Regions from separate parts of the Homo sapiens genome. Here region 2 is linked to region 1. A link is a contact called in ENCODE Hi-C or POLR2A ChIA-PET data. All regions are on one chromosome and are shown on one strand. The core of a region is the stretch at or near the end of the contact, and the rest is flanking DNA. Distances in the headings are between cores, read along the strand shown. Region 1 overlaps ZBTB46 (zinc finger and BTB domain containing 46). Region 2 holds the start of ABHD16B (abhydrolase domain containing 16B).

The links. Hi-C counts contacts between places; a loop is a spot of excess contacts on that map. ChIA-PET counts read pairs that join two places held with the same protein, here RNA polymerase II (POLR2A). Pooled maps may share reads with other maps.
Region 2: a map of heart right ventricle shows a loop between it and region 1 (5-fold over the local background). The contact joins the promoter of ABHD16B here to the enhancer-like site in region 1. A Hi-C loop is called at or near these places in 76 of 168 maps with a recorded cell type or tissue (B cell, CD14-positive monocyte, CD4-positive, alpha-beta T cell and 44 more), 37 of 37 single-sample maps with no recorded cell type and 49 of 50 pooled maps. POLR2A ChIA-PET finds 5 or more read pairs at or near these places in 21 of 52 experiments (AG04450, BJ, CD4-positive, alpha-beta T cell and 16 more).

What each region holds. Positions count from the first base shown.
Region 1 is chr20:63,790,462-63,793,145 of GRCh38, forward strand. ZBTB46 (zinc finger and BTB domain containing 46) reads right to left here. Exons shown (of 5, transcript NM_001369741.1): 2 at 1-329. The coding sequence starts at 296. Among named protein-coding and RNA genes, the nearest start is that of ZBTB46-AS1, 16 kb to the right of the region's middle. Within about 2 kb of position 1,310, at least 8 of the 41 ENCODE cell types and tissues checked have a DNase peak (open chromatin) inside an H3K27ac peak, as active enhancers do; they include heart left ventricle, heart right ventricle, ovary and 2 more, where a contact is called at or near this core.
Region 2 is chr20:63,860,201-63,862,884 of GRCh38, forward strand. ABHD16B (abhydrolase domain containing 16B) reads left to right here and starts at 1,298. Exons shown (of 1, transcript NM_080622.4): 1 at 1,298-2,684. The coding sequence starts at 1,341. It overlaps ABHD16B-AS1 (ABHD16B antisense RNA 1), which reads right to left. Exons shown (of 2, transcript NR_165314.1): 2 at 1,015-2,684.

The DNA.
Region 1 (2,684 bases), core at 60-2,559:
CTGGTGAGCGCCAGGTGCGCTGAGTACATGAAGTCGATGATGGCCTTGAAGCCCTGGGCCGTGACGATGTCCAGGTGCGTGACCGTGGCCTGCTCCGACGTCTTCTGCACCTGGCAGTAGAGCGTCTTGAAGTAGCGGCTGCTGCCCAGCAGGACGTTCTTGTGCGCCTTGAAGACCTTGCCCTCCACGACCACGCAGACGTCGCACAGGACGCCGTGCTGCCTCTGCTCGTTGAGCTCCCGCAGCAGGTGCCGGTAGTGGGACGTGATTTCCATATCTTCCTTTCGGTTGTTCATTTGGAAGCCCTGGTGTCGCCTCTTCTACAGACTCTGTGGAGGTAAGAACAAGAGTTACCCAAGCTCAGCACAGACAGAGGCCGTGAGAGGACGCCGGGCGGGGCGCAGGAGGGCCATGGGGCACAGAGTGCGGCCAGTGGGAGGACGACCCACGCGAGAGCCCATCCACAGGTGTGCAGCGGGAGGCCTGTGTCTCCGCCTGAAGCAGGGCAGCAAACACCGGAGGGCACCAGTGCGTCCAGGGTGGGACGTCTGCCACGTGTTTCCGTGCTCGAGGCTAATGGGGTTCTGAACAGAATCCCACATACGGCAACTGGCATATCCCAGGAACGATGAGAACACCCAGCCGTGGCTGAGCAACTCTTACCCAAACTGAGAACTCGGTTAAATGACCTACACTGTGGCCATCCCTCACGCTTGAAGAAACATTCTTAAGGAAAAAGAATAAAACTTCCAGGCTGGGCGCGGTGGCTCATGCCTGTAATCCCAGCAATCTGGGAGGCCGAGGAGGGTGGAGCACAAGGTCAGGAGATCGAGACCATCCTGGCCAACATGGTGAAACCCTGTCTCTACTAAAAATACAAAAAAAGCAGCTGGGCATGGTGGCGGGAGCCTGTAGTCCCAGCTATTCAGGAGGCTGAGGCAGGAGAATGGCGTGAACCCGGGAGGCGGAGCCTGCAGTGAGCCGAGATCGCGCCAGTGCACTCCAGCCTGGGCGACAGGGCGAGACTCCATCTCAAAAAAAAAAAAAAAAAAAAAAAACTTCTTACACAAAAAACCACAGAATAAGGAATTAAAGCATTCATAGCCTTAGTCCTGAAAATTTCCAAAACTCTGAGCTCAAACGAGCTGAAGTCTTCTGGAGGAGGGAGGCTTCCTGGCTTAGGCCTGGGTCCCTGCCCAGCACTGGGACAGGGCAGGAGGGAGCTCAGGCCCTGCGGCTGCCAGCGCCCTGGACGTCTGAGACACGACTGGTCTCTGGGTCCCCCTCATCAGAAGACAGCCCTGCCTCACAGAGTCACAGGACACACAGAATCATTTCTGAATTGGGTACACCCCGTCCCGGAGTCTCTCCTGTCTCTCCTTAGACTCAGGGATGTGAGTCCTCCGCCTGTTCTCGTCTGCTGGGGCCGCCCTATCAAGCCTGGGAGGCTCAAACAACAGAAACGTATTCTCAAGTCCAGAATCAGGATGTCGGCCGAGCTGGTGCCTGTTCCAGCCCCTCCCCCAGCCGGCGTTCTGTGTGGAGGCATCGCACGAGCTCTGCCTCTGTCTCAACACGGCTTCTCCCGGTGTGCACGTCTGTGTCCAAATGTCACCCTTTCACAAGGACACCAGTCGTCCGGGAGTAGGGGCCCACCCCCACGGCCTCATCTTAATTAATCATATCCACAGTGACCCTGTTTCCAATAAGGTCACATTCTGGGGTCCTAGGGGGCTAGAACTTCCACAGACAAATCGTAAGGGGACACGTTCACCCCACAGCCCTGCCTGGGAAAGAAACAGTGGTTGGGTCTCTCCCGTTACAAACCCCATTCTCCAGCTGATAAGTCAAGTAGGACTCACCTGAAATGCTAAATGTGTTTAATAGGAGAAAACTAAGCGAGCGTGGGAGTATTACATGTCCTTCCGGCAAGGAGCCCCCACATGCAGCCCTCATGGGGGACGGGGTCGGGGGCTCAGCAGTTTTGTATCACACACTCCTGGGCTCCGACTGGTTACGACATACACACCTTCACTTAGTCATGACAGAATATTTTCTTCTTTTTTTTTTTTTGAGACGGAGTCTCGCTCTGTCCCCCAGGCTGGAGTGCAGTGGTTTGATCTCCGCTCACTGCAAGCTCCGCTCCCAGGTTCATGCCATTCTCCTGCCTCAGCCTCCCGAGTAGCTGGGACTACAGACACCCGCCACCACGCCTGGCTGACATTTTTGTATTTTTAGGAGAGATGGGGTTTCACCATTTTGGCCAGGCTGGTTTCAAACTCCTGACCTCAGATGATCCACCCGCCTCGGCCTCTCAAAGTGCTGGGATTACAGGCGTGAGCCACCACGCCCAGCCTAAAATGTCCTGAGAAAAGTAATTATTCTGTCTCACATTTCACAGGCCGGGAAGATGAGGTAGAAAGGAGAGAGAAGCTTTTGTGCCTGTCTCTGCCTTCAGGGTCCTGGGCCATCCCCTCCTTGGATGGTGTGGGGTTCCCAGGCCCCCACAGCCGGTGTTGCCTGCCGGGAGACGCGCTGCAGAAGACCGGGCCCAGCCTCCCCTTCACTTCCTGCCCGCCGGGCACGAGGGCTGTGACGGCGGTGACCGCTGACCATTACAGGAAGGGCCTCAAGCCCCCAAGATGCCAAGACCAGGCCCCCGCCTGACTCCAGGTGCTGCCTCA
Region 2 (2,684 bases), core at 48-2,547, 70 kb after region 1:
AAGTATTTGTTTATTTGTAATTCCAATTTAACTGGCATATTATTCTGTATTTTATCTGGCAACCTAGAATGGGGGTAATAGCCCCCCAAATCGCTCCCTTTGTTAATTGGTCCCTGTCTTCTGTCCCCCAACCCCTAAAGGCAGCAGCTGACTCCCCCAACTAGGGGCGGGGCCTGTTAGGGTCAGGCAGTGCCTCTAACCCAGACGCTGAGCAGGAGAGCAGAGAGGGGGTGCTTCAGCCTGAAACTACCCCTTCCCCAGAAGGCTGGGGTCCCAGGCGGGCCTGGCACCTGGGCTCAGAGGCTCTGGCTGGATTTGCCAAACTCCCTGATTGTAGCATGTTTGTTTCTGGTCTGGGGAGCTGTTGAGTACCTGGAGCTGCCCTCTTCCCTGGGGCTCCTCCTGGCAGGCGGCTTCCGACCCTGCCCTCAGGTGGGCTGGCCCTTTCCAGGGCAGGAGAAAAGATACCTCTCCAGAAAAGAGGGAGGCGCAGCCTGGGAGTGGGGGCTCGACCCAGGAGCGAGAAAGAGGAACCCCAGCCAGGCAGGACCCGCCCCAGAAGGTCACTGCTGTTGCTGGCAGCCAGTGAAAAGAGGATCCAGAAAAGGAGAGGGCTTGTTTCTGGTCAGCACCGAAGAAGGAAGGTGTGGAGAGGAGGGGCCGGGCCGAGAGCAAATACCGCCTTTTTGGTGCAGCAGCAGCCCTGTCTCTGACCCCGGCCGTCCTGGGGAGATGAGGTTTAAACCAGCAGACCCTGAAGGGAAACTTGCAGGACCCACAGCAAGCCTGGTACAGGCGGAGGAGGCCTTGCTGTCCCTTTTTGGCCCGTGGGGCTGTCCATCTTAAATTTAAGGAAGAGGGAGGCGGGGTGCAGGGACTCACACCTGTAATCCCAACACTGTGGGAGGTGGAGGCGGGGTGCAGGGACTCACACCTGTAATCCCAACACTGTGGGAGGTGGAGGCGGGAGGATCGCTTGAGCCCAGGGGTTCAAGACCAGCCTAGGCAGCATAGTGAGACCCCATCTCAATTTAATAAATAAATAAGGAAGAAAGAGGGAGACAGTAGCTGCTCAAATCATGGGTGGGAAAGCTGGGCCTGGGAGCGTTTAGCTGGTGGGGTCTTGGCGAAGGCGGGGGACGGGCAGAACCTTGGGTTCATCATCTCTGGGAACCCTTTGTGCACCCATCACCTAGCAACAGGATGCAGCCTTCCCTCCGCCCTGGAAGGCCAGGTCACAAAGGCCATCAGGGCTTGTCCGGGAGCCGGTATCCCCTAAGACTGCCCTGTGCCTCTCGCGGCGATCCCGGCCCAGCGGCTGGGCGTTAGGGCCACCGCTCATGTGCGTCATCTGCTTCGTGAAGGCGCTGGTGCGCGTGTTCAAGATCTACCTGACCGCCAGCTACACCTACCCATTCCGCGGCTGGCCCGTGGCCTTCCGCTGGGATGACGTGCGCGCCGTGGGCCGGAGCAGCAGCCACCGGGCGCTGACCTGCGCGGCAGCCGCGGCGGGCGTGTGGTTGCTGCGGGACGAGACGCTGGGCGGGGATGCGCTGGGGCGGCCTCCACGTGGGGCGCGCAGCCAGGCGCAGTGCCTCTTGCAGCAGCTCCGCGAGCTGCCCGGCCAGCTCGCTAGCTACGCGCTGGCCCACTCGCTGGGCCGCTGGCTCGTGTACCCCGGCTCCGTGTCCCTGATGACGCGCGCGCTGCTGCCGCTGCTGCAGCAGGGCCAAGAGCGCCTCGTGGAGCGCTACCACGGCCGGCGCGCCAAGCTGGTGGCCTGTGACGGCAACGAGATCGACACTATGTTCATGGACCGCCGCCAGCACCCGGGCAGCCACGTGCACGGGCCGCGCCTCGTCATCTGCTGCGAAGGCAACGCGGGCTTCTACGAGATGGGCTGTCTGTCTGCACCGCTCGAGGCCGGCTACTCCGTGCTGGGCTGGAACCACCCCGGCTTCGGCAGCAGCACTGGCGTGCCCTTCCCTCAGCACGACGCCAACGCCATGGACGTGGTGGTCGAGTACGCACTGCACCGCCTGCACTTCCCGCCCGCGCACCTGGTGGTCTACGGCTGGTCTGTTGGCGGCTTCACGGCCACCTGGGCCACCATGACCTACCCGGAGCTGGGTGCACTGGTGCTGGACGCCACCTTCGACGACCTTGTGCCGCTGGCGCTGAAGGTCATGCCCCACAGTTGGAAGGGGCTGGTGGTGCGCACCGTGCGCGAGCACTTCAACCTCAACGTGGCCGAGCAGCTGTGCTGCTACCCGGGGCCGGTGCTGCTGCTCCGACGCACGCAGGATGACGTGGTCAGCACTTCGGGCCGCCTGCGCCCCCTGTCACCTGGTGACGTGGAGGGCAACCGGGGCAATGAGCTGCTGCTGCGCCTGCTGGAGCACCGCTACCCCGTCGTGATGGCGCGAGAGGGCCGCGCCGTCGTCACCCGCTGGCTGCGCGCTGGCAGCTTGGCGCAGGAGGCCGCCTTCTATGCACGCTACCGCGTGGACGAGGACTGGTGCCTGGCGCTGCTGCGCTCCTACCGTGCACGCTGCGAAGAGGAGCTGGAGGGCGAGGAGGCCCTGGGGCCACACGGACCCGCCTTCCCATGGCTGGTGGGCCAGGGCCTGAGCTCGCGGCGGCGCCGGCGCCTCGCACTGTTCCTGGCTCGGAAGCACCTCAAG